Regions from separate parts of the Homo sapiens genome. Here region 2 is linked to region 1. A link is a loop called in an ENCODE intact Hi-C map of the cell type or tissue named here. Cell type or tissue: Caco-2. All regions are shown on one strand. Each heading gives the region's core, and the rest is flanking DNA. Links, peaks and the distances in the headings are about the cores only. Region 1 has its middle 47 kb from the start of TAB3. Region 2 has its middle 35 kb from the start of FTHL17.

Region 1 (8,177 bases), core at 2,969-5,468:
TGATGGTATTCCTTTGGAACTACGTTGGGTGATTGCTAGTTGCTCAACACTTCCCAGCACCTGGGGCACAGAATACTCCTGCCTGGCTTAACAGGAGCAACAGTGACCCTCAGTCACTGCACATGAGGGTTTCTACTTTGTTCACACAAGAGGAGTTTATGTAACTATGCAACATACATCTATTACCTTTTTCAAGGGAGCATCATTGTGTTCTGGAGAATTTCATCCACCAAATCTTTTTATATATTGTTAGATGCATGGACAGATAATACTTCTGAAGTGTTAATCAGTATTTTTTTCTCCCTATTGCTGGCTCCTTTGTTTCTCCTTGTTCTAACAGATAGGTGAGTTCGTACATGCTGCCTCAAAGGAGGAATGAGACAGGGTGGTGTTTTAGATTGCTACAAAAGCTAGACATGACTCCTTTTCCCTAGACTAGGCATCGTTTTTTTAAATAATTTTTTATTATACTTTAAGTTCTGGGGTACATGTGCAGAACGTGCAGGTTTGTTACATAGGTATCCACATGCCATGGTGGTTTGCTACACCCATCAACTCGCTATCTACGTTGGGTATTTCTCCTAATGCTATCCCTTCGCTAGTCCCCCACCCCCGACAAGCCCCAGTGTGTGATGTTCCCCTCCCTGTGTCCACGTATTCTCATTGTTCAGCTCCCACTTATGAGTGAGAACATGCGGTGTTTGATTTTCTGTTCATGTGTTAGTTTGCTGAGAATGATGGTTTCCAGCTTCATCCATGTCCCTGCAAAGGACAGGAACTCGTCCTTTTTTATGACTGCATAGTATTCCATGGTGTATATGTGCCACATTTTCTTTATTCTATCATTGATGAGCATTTGGGTTGGTTCCAAGTCTTTGCTATTGTGAACAGTGCTGCAGTAAACATAAACATATGTGTGCATGTGTCTTTATAGTAGATTGATTTATAACGCTTTGGGTATATACCCAGTAATGGGATTGCTGAGTCAAATGGTTTTTCTAGTTCTAGATCCTTGAAGAATTGCCACACTGTCTTCCACAATGGTTGAACTAATTTACACTCCTATCATTTTGATCCTTTAAAAATCAGCAAGACATGGCCGGGTACAGTGGCTCATGCCTGCAATCCCAGCACTTTGGGAGGCCAAGGTGGGAGGATCCATTGAGCCCAGGAGTTTGAGACCAGCCTGAACAACATAGTGAGACCCCGTCTCTACTAAAAATAAAAAATTTGCCAGCCATGGTGGTGCATGCCTGAGTCCCAGATACTCGGGAAGCTGAGATGGAGGATTGCTTGAGCCCAGGAGGTTGAGGCTGCAGTGAGCTATGACCATGCCACTGCACTCCAGCCTGGGCAGCAGAGCAAAACCCTGTCTCAAAAAAAAAAAAAAAAAAAAAATCAAAACAAGTTTCTGAACATCAGGAATCAGGTGTGTTTATCTGTGAGTGTGATTTTGATATTAACTTTTTCTTCGCTGTCCAAGATAATTGTAAGTGACATCGATAGCGTATTATCTCTTTAGCTGCAGTTTCCGCCCTTCTGCTGAAAATTAACTTAACCTTCTCACCTCTGAGCTGTTCTGGGTCAGGAGCTGCTTTAGCTCATCTGGTCTCAAGAATGGATTGACCACATTCCATGGCCAAGCCCTGTAGGTCCGCCTGGTACATTCTTTGAAGGAGAGAGATGTTCTGATCATTTTATGACTTGTCCTGGGGCAAAAATGAAGAGCTAGAGGGACAGCCAAACTGACCTTCATGGCTGATCAAGTGCTAGTCTCTCTGTAGTGACTGCATCAAACAGGAAGTGAACATAAGTTCTGAACACATCTTTTTATAGTAGAAAAAAATCCAACCATTGTCTAGCTAAGTGATCAAAACTAACACCGGCAATAAAGGGCAAGCAGATACGCTGTGCCTCCAGATGAGATACCTGGATAGGATGTAACCTCACTGCATTGCTCTAAAGTGACAAACTTAACCTTAAAAACATCCACTGATTGCTTTCGGAAAATGTGGGGCCTACTTGTAGTTAGTTCCCTTGGTAGAAAGATGTACCCTCCCAGGCCCGGCGCGGTGGCTCTCCCCTGCAATCCCAGCACGTGGGGAGGCCAAGGAGGGTGGACCACTTGAGGTCAGGAGTTCGAGAACAGCTTTGCCAATGTGGTGAAAACCTGTCTTTACTAAGAATACAAATATTAACTGGGCATGGTGGCGGGAGCCTGTAATACCAGCTACTTGGGAAGCTGAGGCAGGAGAATCACTTGAACCCAGGAGGCGGAGGTTGCAGTGAGCCAAGATTGCGCTACTGCACTCCAGCCTGGGTAATAGAGTGAGACTCAGTCTCAAAAAAAAAAACAAAGAAGAAAAAAGAAAGATGTACCCTCCCTATATCCATCCCAAAGCAGTGCTTCTCAAACTTTAGCATGCTTGCCAATCACCTGGAGATCTTGCTCAAATGCAGATTCTGGTTCATTAGATCTGGAGTGGTGCCCCACATTCTGCATCTCTAACAAGCTCCTAGGTGATGTGGCTGTTGCTGGTCTGCAGGCCAAACTTTTTAAGTAGCAAGGTCCTAAAGCAGTGGTTGCAATGATTCTCAAAGTGTGGTCCCCAGACCAGAAGCAACAGCATCACCTGGGAACTTGTTAGAGATATAAATTCTCAGACCCCACCGCAGACCTACTTACTTACTGAATCAAACCCTGGGTGTGTCCAGCCAGAGCCGGAACTAATGTTAGGAAAGGAAGTTGCCTAGGGCGCAAAATGTAAGGAGGTACCCACTCAGAGTAGTGCAAGTGCAGTGTGTGAGAGTGTGTCAGCCCTGAGACAGAAATCTGTTTGACAGTCCCTCCTGGGGATTCGGATGCCTGCTAGAATTTGAGAACTCTTGTCACCTTTCTTCTCAGTAAATCACCTCACTGCTATAGCAGCCTGGTTGTATCTATATCATCTGGGCTCCAATTGAGACCTATTGAATCAGAGCATTTGGAAGTAGAAAAATTTTCATCTGGTTAGGGGATGTGAATAAGAATGCCAGTCAAAGAGCTGTTTGTCACAACAAGGATATATAAAGGAAAACAAATATCAGCTATGATGCATTGGATAAGCAAAAGGTGTGGAGGCATATGGCAGTTAGAAGTACAAAGCTAGATGTATCATAGAGCTATGCAACAAGATCTTAAAGAGTTGGACAAAAATGGCAAGAAACGTGATTTAGAGCAATATACCATTTATCCAAATTGAAAATTCATATTTTCAAACACTATTATAATAAAGATACATAAATAGGGTACCAGAGGGGAAGTGGAATGGGAGTGGAACCAAGGATAAGGTCCCCTTTACACTTTGGAACCCAGTAATCCAGTAAATATTATGATGTTTCCCACCCCTAGATCTTTATTCATGCTGTGCCACTCTTTTGATCTTTCTTCACCTGACTAACTCCTCTTGATTCTTTTCAATTCAGCTCAGGTGCTATCACATCAGGACAGTGTCTCTGACCTCTCTGGCTGGGTTAAGTTTACCCGTTGGCTTTCATAGCACTGGGCTATTTAGTCATATGACATTTTATTAATACTAGAATCATTGGTCTGTGTGTTTTTAAGCCTCTCCAGCCCAAGAACCTGCTCTTACCACGTTTAATAGCTTAGTACCTGTCAATATTGCATCTGCAACTCAATAGGTTCTTGAATGTGGTAGGGCTTAACCTTAAAGCGGATGTAGTAGGGCTTAACCAGCACTAGGAATATTATTTAAATCACTTACACAAGACCTTGTACTGAAAGGACTTAAGGCAGCACTTGATAACTAAACTTCAGAGAAGGGGAAGGTGGAATTTCACTGTAACAAGCCAGCAGCAAAAGCAGTCCCCTGCAGCCACAGGGATCCATCATGGCTGCCTCTCTGGACAGATCATGATCCGGAGCCCAGAGCCTGCAATTCTGGCTGTGGCTGGTCAGCAAATGATCTTCATCTCTGCCTTCTACTGCCATCTCCAGGGGACTGGTTGATTTTCACCCAGCTGCTGGCCTCCAGCTGCTGGGAGAAAGTCACAGCTCTGAAATAAAACCACCTTCATGAATGATAACTCATTCTAACCCCTTCTCTTCCAGGTCTCTGAGAGAGGTATTGCAAACCCCACGTTTTCCTGTCAGGTAGAGACCAGAAGACCATTTTCTACTGTGTACTCATGTACAGCAAATAATTTCTGAAAGTATAGCCTCATAAGAAAACTCCTAAAATACAAATTGCCATTGCAGAACCAGGGAGTTTTTTTGAGAGATTAATGTAGAGAATTGGAAAGTCCATGTCTTAAAAGATTCACAAACCTTCCCTTAAGAAAACATTTGCAATTATAGTTATGTTTCCCTCCCACAGAAAGGAAAATAAATGTTTCATTTAGAGCAATCTTAGAATAAAAAGACACCTGAAACAATCTAAAATGAATTTGCCTATTTCCTGAATTTTCTTCAGTTTTATATCATTATGTTTCTAAAAGAATCATCATAAAGTTTTGGTTATTTTTTTAACACAGCAAGTTATTCTTGCTTAATAGAAAACCACAGTTTGGTAAAATCTAAATTCAATTGGCTAGAAAAACCTTTCCTATAACCTGTAAAGTACTCTTTCAAAATGAGTCAAATAATAATCAGGAGAAAAGAATGGGATAATCACTAGAACAGGATTTCCTAGCTTCAACACTATTGATATTTTGGGTAGGATTATTCTATCTTGTAGAGGTAGGGAGAGAGGGCTTTTCCATGCATTGTGGGATGTTTAGCAGGATCTCTGACCTCTACCCACTAGATGCCGGCAGCGCTCACCCACCTCCAGTCATCAACAATGTAAATATCCCCTGGATGAGGGAGTTGAGAACCACTGCACTAGAATGAGACACAAAGCCATTCACAGATAAGATGGAGTCTGTAAATTAGAACGTGAGACGGAATGCACAAACCTTTCCCCTAATGTAAACCCCAAGGATTTGACTTTCTAATTTGAAAGTGTCGAATTTGTTAAAAACTGTATTTGGGAGCAAATCCTTCTTATTATATAATAACAGTTCAAAATCTAGCCGAGAGACACCTAACAGAGGAAGTCTATCTTTCAATAATTAATATAGTCTTTCACCAAAAAAAAAAAAAAAAAAAAAAACCGACCCTTCGATTTTGGCTTCTAACAAATATGACCCAAGATGACAAAAGAGATATGTTGACCTCAGTGAACAAGCTTAGCCATTCTTGAAAAGAAATCATTAGAAATTTTGAATGCAGTAATTCATTATAAAATGTCTGTGGTAGGCAGAATACTGCCCCTCCCCACCGGCTAAGATGTTTGTATCCTAATCTCCAGAACCTGTAAGGCAAAAAGGACTTTACAGATGTAATTAAATTAAATAGATGGTGAGATTAGCCTGGATTATCTAGGTGGGCTCAATGTAAGCACAAGAGCCCTCATAAGGGAAAGAGGGAGGCAGGACAGTCAGAGAAGATGTGATGACAGACACAGAAGCTAGACTGATGCGATTGCTGGCTTTGAAGCTGGAGGAAGGGGCCATGAGCCAAGGAATGCAGGTGGCCTTGAGAAACTGGAAAAGACAAGGAACAGTCTCTCCTGGAGCCTCCAGGAATAGAATTCAGCCCTGATGAAACCTTAAGTTTAGCCCAATGAGACTCTGACCACCAGACCTGTAAGATACTAAATTTGTATATTTAAGCCATTAAATACATGGTACTTTGTTATAGCAGCAATAGAAAACTAGTACAATGGCTGTCTACGAGCACAGCACCATCATGGGGAAAATCCAACAGGATTATTGTGTTTTGTGAAGCCAGGAAAGGGAAGCCATTTCTTAATTTTTATAACCATAATTGGTATTTTAAACCATAGAGACCTCATACAATACAATGATGCACCATTTCGCCCTAATAATAGCTTAAATGTATATAGCTTTTAGGTGTCAGACACTAAACTAAGGGTTTTAAATGTGATAATTCATTTAATTATCACAACAATATGATTAAAATGCCTTCATTATCCTCCCGTTGCTGACGAGGGAATAATTTCAAGCTCACACATGGCTAAGAAACGGCAGCACTATGCTTCAAATCCAGGCAATCTGGCTCCACAATCCAAATACATGCTACCCAGAGGAGATCTATGAAGTTCACGTGTGGAATGTTTAAAAAGCAAAGCCCTGGACTTCTACACCCAAAGAAGATACTTGACCATAAGTACTGTGGCATCTGTGTTTCCAAGTGCAAGGATATCTGCTGTTTTTGCCACACAACATGCTTGCCACCTCACATTGACAGTAGCACCTTAAGTTTCCCTTGGTCAACCCTTTTCCACATTGCATACAGTCTCCATGGGACTGTCAATCAAGATGTCCCACCCTTCACCTGGCCAATGCAATACAAACCAGACCAAGGCAATTCCCACCCGCCACATCTAGAAATTGAATCTTGGATTCTCCTTAATTCCTGCTACCCGATCCCTGGAGGGTCCCCGGTTCCTGTATTTTCTAATGCCTACTTGTTCAGCTTTTTCTCTGACTTCATGGGCAATTTCATATCCTTCCAATAAAGCCCTTTTTCATATAAATGTATACAAGTATGTTACTTTCTTCACACACACACACAAAACATAAAGTTGGCATTCAAGAGTCTTATTTGCTGAGAACCCAAACTGGATGTTGCCTTTCCCACCACATGAAAAGAGGCTGGAGCATTCATTTTATAGGCCTAGAAGAGGCAGAACGCAGGAAACTGATTAGATAATAGACAGAGCTCATAGTGAAGGAGGCTGAAGACTGCAGGGCCATGCAAATAAAATGAAGCTGCAGTTCAATGATCAGTCAGGAGCAGTTTGGAAAGTAGACGATTTTTCCTTAGTAATTACTGTTGCATAGACTATGTATCTAGAGTAAACTACGAGCAATGATTCAACCATCCCAGCATCCACTAGTATGACAACAAACAGTAAGGGATGCATTGAACCTAGATAATGCAAGCAGTGAAGTGAGCATTTTGCTGGCATAATGAATGCTTTTATTGTCTTCATGCACTGCTGTAGGTAGCTATCTCAATCCATTGGATACTGTTATTGACCATCGTAGCCAAGATGCTGTTGACAGAATTGACAAATCAAAGATTACTTCCAACAGAATATGACCTTAATAGGGCTTATTTACCTTACACGTACATATAAAAGTAAGACATGAATAAAACTTATTTTGGATTTCCTAAGCTTCTGCAAGCCTATGCATTGTTGCAATTTAAAAATGTTACATTGAGATAAATTTTCCCTCTGCAGTTACCTATTACATGTACAGCTAAAAAGGCACAGCCTCCAATCTCACCGTGTTAAGATTAAAAACTTTGAGATGATAAGCAGCTTCGCTGACCTGATTTTAACAGGTGCTAAAGTCACTTTCACTTGTCAGAACTTTTTTAATTACAAAAAGCTACATTTTTCCAATAAATGAAATGTCAAACGCTTTGAGATTGCCTGAGGCAGACTTTTTAAAGTGTTGTGGGTATTTTTTTTAACTTTCCATTCGTGACTGATTCAGGCACATTAAAGTCCTTATGTATATTGTCATCACCTCCTCATCTTTTTCAACAATTTTGTCCTAGATTCAACCTATGGAAGACAGGTTTTACTGTCACTCTTTAAGAATGTCACTAAGAAGTCACTCTACTTTTCTGAGATAGCTAACTCCATGCTGGGTAGATCTTATGAAAAATTCTCCAGTTCAGTCTTTTGACTGAATATGATACATTTCTAAGGACATTAAGAGAACAAGAGCAAATTAAGAATGTATTCAGATTTCAGTGTATTTTGTTTTATTATGAAACTATATTACAGTTGACCTGGACTCATAAGTCACCAGGGCAGACTTCTAATCACAGCATACCCACTAATTAGCTATGCCTCTGGGATAGATTGCAAAAAATGTCCCCAGCCCTTCCCCTTTCTCTGTTGTAGCTTCCTTCATCAAAAGATGGAGTTTATTTCCTCATTCTTAGAATAGTAGCCATTCTTGTGATTTGCTTTGGCCACTATAATGCTGCTGTGATGTTGTGTGAGTTCTAAGTCTAGGCCTTGCAGCTTCCACACTCGTTGCTCTTGGGACCCAACACCACTATGTGAATAGACCTGAGCTTGCCTGCTGGA
Region 2 (8,177 bases), core at 3,417-5,916, 100 kb before region 1:
TTTCATCCAATATAATGACCTTAAAATTCATCCTAGTTGTGTGTATCAATAGTTCATTCCTTTTTATTGCTGAATAGTATTCCATGGTATGGATGTACCACAATTTGTTCAACCATTCACTTGATGAAAGACGTTTGTGTCATTTCTAGTTTTGGACTACTACCTGTAAAGCTGCTATAACTACTCACACACAGGTTTTGGTGTGAACATAAGTTTTCATTTCTCTAAGATAAATGTCCAGATGTGTAATGCTTGCTAGTCATGTAGTAAGCATATGATTAATTTTTAAGGAACTGCAATGCTGCTTTCTAAAGTGGCTGTACCATTTTACATTCTTACCAACAATGTGTGAAAGATTCAGTATCTCTGCATTCTTCAGCAAATGTTAATGTCAGGTGTTGCCAGCAATTGTTGTTATTTTAGCCATTGTAATGCAGTGGTATCTCATTGTGGTTTTAATTTACATTTCCCTAATGGTTAGCGATGGTGAAAAATTTTTCATGTGTTTATTTTCCATCGATATATCCTCTTAGCTGAAGTTTCTGTACAAGTCTTTTGTCCACTTTTTAATTGGACTGTTTATTTTCTTACTGTTAAATTTAGAGAGTTCTTTGTATATTCTGGATAGGAGTCTTTGTTGGACATGTGATTTGCAAATATTTTCTCCCAGTTGGTGACTTGTCTTTTATCCTTTTAACAGGGTCTTTTTCTAAGCGAAAGTTTTTAATTTGATGAAGTCCAGTGTGTCCAGTTTTTCTTTTGTGAATCATGCTTTTGGTGTCATATGGGCTGAATTTTTCTTCAGTGGATGGAAATGCTGCCATTAATGATAATAGATTCCATGTATTACACACTTACCAGCATCTGGGAATTGTGCTAAGCCCTTTATAAGCATCATCTAATTTCATCTTTACCTCAGCTCTATGAAGTCCACATGATGACCCGCATTTTTACAAATGTGGTGGCTGAATCTTAGCAAGGTCAGTCACTTGCTGAAGCTCACATAGTAAGCATTTAGTCAAGTCTGGTTTCAAACTCAGGTATATCTAACTCCAAAGTACGCTGTATCCAATGATGAATTAGGAAAAAAGATTCCCAATCCTAAGTTCTGCCCCTTTGCTTTGCTTTCCCAAAAATGGAAGTGGTTAGTGAGGGAGGCCCAGCCAAAACAGATGAGATGCAGCAAGAATCAGTGATCATCATATCTTAAGTTTTAGGTTCTCAAACTTCAGGTCTATGAGACTCACTTGTGGGAAATGGTTAAAAATGCAAATTCCCAAGCTCTTAGCTTAAAGATTCTAGTGCTGCAGAACAGGAATGGGGCCCAGGAATTTGTGTTTTTCCAAGTATCCCAGTTGATTCTGACAGACCTTTGAGAAATTCTAAGTATCTAAGTTTCCAAATGCACATGATACTGCAGCAGCAACATATGGAACAAACTGATTCGAAAGCTCAGGCTTGTGTCTTCCCCAACATACAGCAAAGTTAAAACAGCTGGTTGATTTGATTAAAATGATCAAATCAGCTTTTGACAGTATTGTTCGGTAACTTTAGTTAAAACAGGCAAGTCAGAAAATTCTCTATATGGCCGGGCGCAGTGGCTCATGCCTGTAATATGAGCACTTTGGGAGGCCGAGGTGGATGGATCGCGTGAGGCCAGGAGTTCGAGACCAGCCCTGGGCAAAATAGTAAAATCCTGTCTCTACAAAAAATACAAAAATTAGCCGGGCATGGTGGCGCATGCCTGTAGTCCCAGGTATTTGGGAGGCTGAGGCACAAGAATTGCTTGGAGGCGGAGGTTGCAGTGAGCCGAGATTGCACCACTGCACTCCAGCCTGGGTGACAGAAGTGAAACCCTGTCTCAAAAAAAAAAAAAAAGAAAGGAAAAGAAAAAGAAAATTCTGTATGCCATCATTCCAACATTAAGGAATGACAGCTCAATAACAATGATAATGATGACCATAATAACAGTCTGATCCAATGACATGGGCTGTGCCAAATCTCATTATGAATCTTTTGTTAACCTGGGCCCTATTGCTTTCAATATTAGATGATGTTTAAGTTTCCTTCACGCTCTAACAACCTATAATTTTACTTTGAGGTTTAAAGACAAGTGCATATCACTGTGAACCGGGAGCCTTGACACTAAGGAGAAAGAGCAGAGAGGTAAAGTCAAGATATTCAAAAGGAAGAAGAGGAAAGGAGAGAGGAGAAGAAAGGGTACCTTTGACGCAAAGCTGCCAACTCTTGGAAAAAAAGGGTAGACCACAAAAGCATGCACACATGCACAAAACCCTCATTATTTTTCAGCTACCGCCTATCTAGATCAGCTGCTGTTAAGCCCTGCATTGCTGACATGAGTCAGAAAAGTATATGCTGTAGTCTAGCCGAGATTAGGGGGTTTGCTTTGTATTACACCAGCTTCCAACTACTATTTCACTGCAGCAAAAATGACAGATGAGGGAAAAACACCCCACCCTACAACCTACGGTGGTGTTTAACATAGGAGATGTGCTCCATCTGCTGGTAGAGACGATGACCACAGGCAGAGAGGCAAATACCATAAAACAGAATAAAGACACTCATTTTAAACTGGATTCTGATTGTTTAGATAAAAAGGGCACCTTTTCTTTAAAACACACACACACACACACACACACACACACACAAGAAAGAAGAAACAAAGAATTAAAATCATGACATTTACAAAGACAGAAGCTATGAAGGAAAAGGGGAAACAGACTGGACAGAGATACAGTGGGAGAAGAAGCATAAAAAATAGGCAAGAAAGTGCTGAAATAGCAAAACTGCAGGAAACAAGCTATTTGCTCATCACTTTAACACAGAAGCTTTTTTAAAAACCCCCACAGGATCTGGAAATAATATGCCACGTGCCATGTTGTAGATGCTTCATTTATATTATTATAAGAAAATATTTTGTAGGGATTCTATCCACATTGACACGATTCACTTGAGTAAGGCCAAGTCTTAATATAGAATCATTATACATTTTGTCATTGTCTGGGGATGTACAGACAATAGTGCTGACACTGAAAGTTCGCAGCAATTTGGAAAAGACTGGAGGGGTTGAGGCATGACCAGCCCTTCTGTGCCTCTTGTGCATATAGTTGGGTCTCTAATGACAACAGCTGTTGCCTACCAAGCCCGTCACTCTTTCCAATCATGATTCTTAGGCGTCTAAAGAATCTGATACTTTTTTTTCTCAAACAGAGCTATGTGCTTTTTGACATGCTGATGAATATTTGACCATCACTTCTCACTTACAGGCATTGACAGTGCAAGTCTGCAGTGTATTCTACAAACAACTTTTTTCACATCTCATAGACTTGCCTTATCAATTGGTCTTGTAGCTTCTCAGGATAAAGAAAGCAGAAAAAGGAACACTTAGGATCTACTAGGCACCGGGCTCAGTGCTTCATAGGCTAGTCATTTAATCTTCACACCAGTCTTATGGGAGTCTTTCCAATTGTCCTTATTTTGAAGCTGTCAAGACAAAGCCTCAGAGAAATTAAAGAATTGCCCAAATGCTATTAACTCATAGATCTGGAAAGCTGACCAAAGGAAATATCATGTGTGGACTTTCTAGCATGAAAATACGCCATGCTGGGAACACTCAGTATCATAATAGAAGCCAGTATTTCTCAACTTGTAGAGCTCAGGCCATGTGCATCAGGATTCCCGGAGTTCCTTGTCAAAAATGCAGACCCCTAATCCTCAGCAAACTGGCTGAATCTGAATCTCTGGTGGAGCCCTGGAATCTGCATTTTAACAAGTGCCAGGAGATGACACATTAAACAAGTGTCAGAGATTCTCATTAGATTTGGGAACCATCTGATATGAGATAAATGAACAAACAGAAAATCCATGCTGGGATACCAAAGATGTGGTTTTAGAATTAATGGCATGGCAGAGGCTTTCTCTATTTTTACAGTTCAGGCTGCTGTGCCATGGGGCACAAACATTATTGCTTGTTACCTGGTTAAACTACTCAGATTCTCTGAGCCAGTTTACTCATCTGTGGAAAGGGAATCATAGCTTTTGTCTCACATAGCTATAGTGAGGTTTAATGCATGTGAAAACACTATAAATTCTAAATAGCTCTGTGGTAAATTGTAAAATATGATAAAAAATTCTCCTGCCCCCTACATCCATACCCTTGCAAGATTGATGTCACAGCTCTTCCCATCAAGACGCGGGGCACTTGCCTCTATTTTCTGAATCTGGACTAAGTGATTTGCTTTGACCAGTGGAACAACAGCCAAGCAACATGACTCAAGCAGAGGCTTGAAGACTCTTGCATTTTGGGGTTTGCCCTCTTCCTGTGCTTGAGATCCTGAGGCCATCATGTGACTGAGTCTCAGTTAGCTTTCTGGAGGATAAAAGGCCACTTCAAAAAGAACCACAGTCAGCCAGCTAACAGCCAATATCCAGCCAACTGCCGGACACATTAAGTGAGGCTATTCTGGCTCATCTGGCCACCTGCTGGAACTTCCAGCTAACTGCAGACTGATGAAGGAAACCAGCAGAAATCAGTAGAGCCAGACTAGACCAGAAGAACTTCCCAGGAAGCCTGCCAAATTATGAGCTAAATGATTGTTGCTTAAAGCCACCATGTTTTGGGAAAGCTCGTTACACAGCAAAAGCTAACAGACGTAGGTTCAGGCACATGCTACTATTTAAGTTATCTAGTATTTTGAGCATGGGTTCTGCGGTTTTCACAGACATTGCCCAGAAGTGCAGACTACAGATGAGCAGACATGAATGCACAAATTTTCAGTCAAGTTATTTCATTCTATGGGCACAACGCCTACCGGAAATTGTTTTACAATATCTCCTGAGCGAAGCATCCTATAAGTAGCAGGGAGGTGGAATGAAAGAACCTCTCCCTATTATCCTAACTCATTGTTTTCATAAAAGAAGTTCAGCAGCCTTATACAGAAGGACAAATAACCTAACTTTTCTCCAAGCTGACTGTCAATAATAATCTAACTCCACAAAAGCATGCATAATCTGCTGCATACCTTCCCGTGCACACACTTTCAACACCCTCCTGCTGGCACCAAGATAAATGGCTTCATCAAAGGCAGCCATGGAGCCTTGCAACCTGTTGAGGCAGAAAAGCTTCCTAGGGGATCAGAAACATCCTGATGCCTATATCAAACATCCTCACTGCCATGTGAAGCATCACTGTGCAGAATACATTAAATAAACCTGTAATGGTGAACAGGGCAGGATTGTCCTACGCCGTTCGCCCCGGGAGTCTTTATACTATGATTAAATGCCTTTGATAGGCATTTTCAAAGTGTGTTGTTCCTCTTGCTAAGTATGTTTGGCGAGAGAACACCATCATCTGGAAACAGTATCTGAGGGATCTCATTCAGTGAAACAAGGTGCAAGTGTTTTCTGTCAAATCCATTTTCTACAACCTGAAAAGTAAGCATAAAATCAAGAATTTTTAAACCTTTCTTTCATTCTCTCAATAGATTTAGAAATCGTGCAATGAATCAATACAGCCGTTTCACCATTCATTTGACGTAGAGCAAATTGCAACCCACTCTGGAAGTAAGTGGCTATTTGCAAGGCTGATGCACCATATTCCAATCACATACTCATTCTGCACCCCACACACTTTATTAGATGGTTTGGTGGCTATTGTTGTTTGAGAATAACCACATAACCCATTTTCTTAAATCTATCTGTAAGCTGTGTTGAATCAGGTTGATATCTTAGAATGCCACTGGGTAATCCAAAATAAGTCTCAGGCTCCTTCTGCTTATTATGCACAGGATTGAATATGTTCACTTACACTGTAGAATCTCAAATGCCCTTTTGAAAGCCTAACAGATTTTCTGGATATAATTTGGAATTTTAAGCTTCATTCAAAAAAAATCAAAATTAGTCTAAATAAAAAATCACCATTAAGTCAATTAATGTGAGTTCTAGAACCAGGATCTTACTGAAAATTTGCTCATATCAGATCAACTGCCACTGAACCATGGTTAGTTAACAATAAGCTTTTATTTGAAAAGTAGATAATAAAAACCAACTGAAGTTGTGGTAGAAATATTTAGGTGCTGGATACAGTCCTGTGGTTGGAAGTGGTCCAGGCAACAAATAATGAATCCCCACCAGAAGGAAATGAATAACCAGTAGAGAATGAAGAAATAGAGAAAACCATCATGTGGGCACAACCAGAGGAGAGAGAGGCAAGCAGATGATATTTGAAGCCATGAGCATGGTGAGCTCTCCCCCGAACATTTATAGAGTGACAATAGAATATTGCTAAGGACAGCACTCCAAGGAGCATCTCTACTAAAAGTATAGGAGGAATATACTCAGTATGAGAGACAAGTGGCCAGATAGGTAGGAGGAAAACCTGGGTGCCCTGTATCACCAAACCAAAGGCAGAGAATGTTTCAACACAAAGAAGATGCCAAGAGAGCAAGTAAGGAATTAGAGGAAGGAAGTCTATTGAATTTAACAAGAAAAATTATTAGTGACTTTGACCAGAGCTGTTTTTGTGGTATGGTAAGCTCAGAGATGAGACTGTAGTGGGTCGAGGAGTCCATAGTAGGTAGAAAATGAAGAAAGCAAGAGTAGACAATTGTTTTAAGAAGTTTAGCCATAAAACATGTGGGAGAAAATGGAAGAAACGGAAGAAGTAACAAGAAGAGAACATAGGATTGGGAAGCCATGCTAAGAGTGGGAAAGGCTTAAGTGTTTCTAAATGTTGACAGGAAGGCACCAGTAGTCAGAGAGGCTGGAGACAGGTGTTCGAGATAGAGACAGAAGAGAAAATGGATGATAATCTGGAGATGGTAGAAGAGGGGCCAGAACACAGAGGTAGAATTACTCTCAGATAGGAGGAGGGACACCTCTTCCATCCTTACAGGAGGGAAAAAGAGAGAAGGGTATAGTTGCAGAGATATTTATACGTCTGGCAGCCAAAAATTTTGTGCACTCCCACCTGATGACTTTTTTCTCAGTGAAGTAGGAACCAAGATACTTCTGCAGAGATTAAGGGGGAGAAGCGAGACCAGAGGTATGATGAGGGTAGAAAAAGTGGAGACTAAGAAGGAGCTAGTTGACTAGGAAACATGAAGGGATTCCTGGATGCATGGAAGGTGGCCTCAGGTGAAGTTAGATGTCATGGATTTATGGCGACACCAGTGGTGTGATTTTCTCCAGCAGTGCTCAGCTGTCTACATATAAGCAAAAAGCAGGAAGGTGGATTTATCCAAGAGTAGAATTCATCCAAGAGAGAAACACTGATTTGTTAGACAGGCAATGGAACAACGTTGTTCAGAATCCTGGTGAAAGAGAGGTTACATTGATGGACCACAGAATTTAAGCTAGATGGAGAAGGGAAGATAGGAGGGAGCTGATATTATATAGGGGAAATTAGTAGGTCAAGTGAGGAGAGGTCACTTGAAGTTAACCAACAGGTGTGGTGGGAGTAACTGGGGGAGGGGAGACACTGAGATTGTTGTCAGAATGGGCTATGTAAACATAAGATGCCAGAGGTGATACAGTTCTAAGAGTGACGAGATCCAGAACAGGGCCATGGGGTGAATGACTGAAGGGGAGTGTAGGCACAGGTCATGGAAGAAGAGAAGATCCACAGCTTGAAATGATAAGGGTGGTTTGTTCTCTACATGGGGGGCAACCTTCATGGGATGATGGCAGGATTGGGGTGGACAGAAAACAACGGGTCATCACTGACTGAGAGGAAGTGGCAAGGAAGCTGGAAGATGACAAAGATGAGGAGATGCAGAGAGTGGCATAGTTGCACTGTGGGAGTCTCAAAAACCCAGAGGGTGGGGGACAGTCTGGAAGAAGAATGAAGAGGCAGGTGAGGGCCTGCATGCCTCACCTCCCAACCTCACACCCTGCTAGTGGGAGACGGAACACCTCCACTTGAGAGACCACAGCAACGGGGTTATAGCTAGGTCTGGGAGGAGAGTGAGCACGGATGTAGGAAGCTTTACTGTGGGAGAGGAGTTGCAAATGGTCTGGTAAAAGTGGTACAGTGTGAGTGGAGAGGAGTGGAAAAATACCTGGAAGGATTCACAGATCACAGCAAATCAGGACCAAAGAAAACTGTGATGTGTGGCATGGATGGTTTGGCTGGCTAAAAAGTTTTCAACATAACTTAC

What was found. Hi-C counts contacts between places; a loop is a spot of excess contacts. Peaks named below come from ENCODE experiments on the same cell type or tissue, not always from the same donor. Only the 100,000 strongest peaks of a DNase experiment are listed, where the experiment ranks them.
Region 2: a loop joins it to region 1, with 20 times the contacts of the local background. A loop is called at or near these places in 4 of 110 quality-filtered maps.

Annotation. Positions count from the first base shown.
Region 1 is chrX:30,931,956-30,940,132 of GRCh38, reverse strand. No RefSeq gene overlaps it. Among named protein-coding and RNA genes, the nearest start is that of TAB3, 47 kb to the right of the region's middle. In Caco-2, for the core only: no CTCF peak of the experiment used is centred there; a DNase peak (open chromatin) is centred at 3,942.
Region 2 is chrX:31,033,392-31,041,568 of GRCh38, reverse strand. No RefSeq gene overlaps it. Among named protein-coding and RNA genes, the nearest start is that of FTHL17, 35 kb to the left of the region's middle. In Caco-2, for the core only: a CTCF peak has its summit at 4,520; a DNase peak (open chromatin) is centred at 4,468.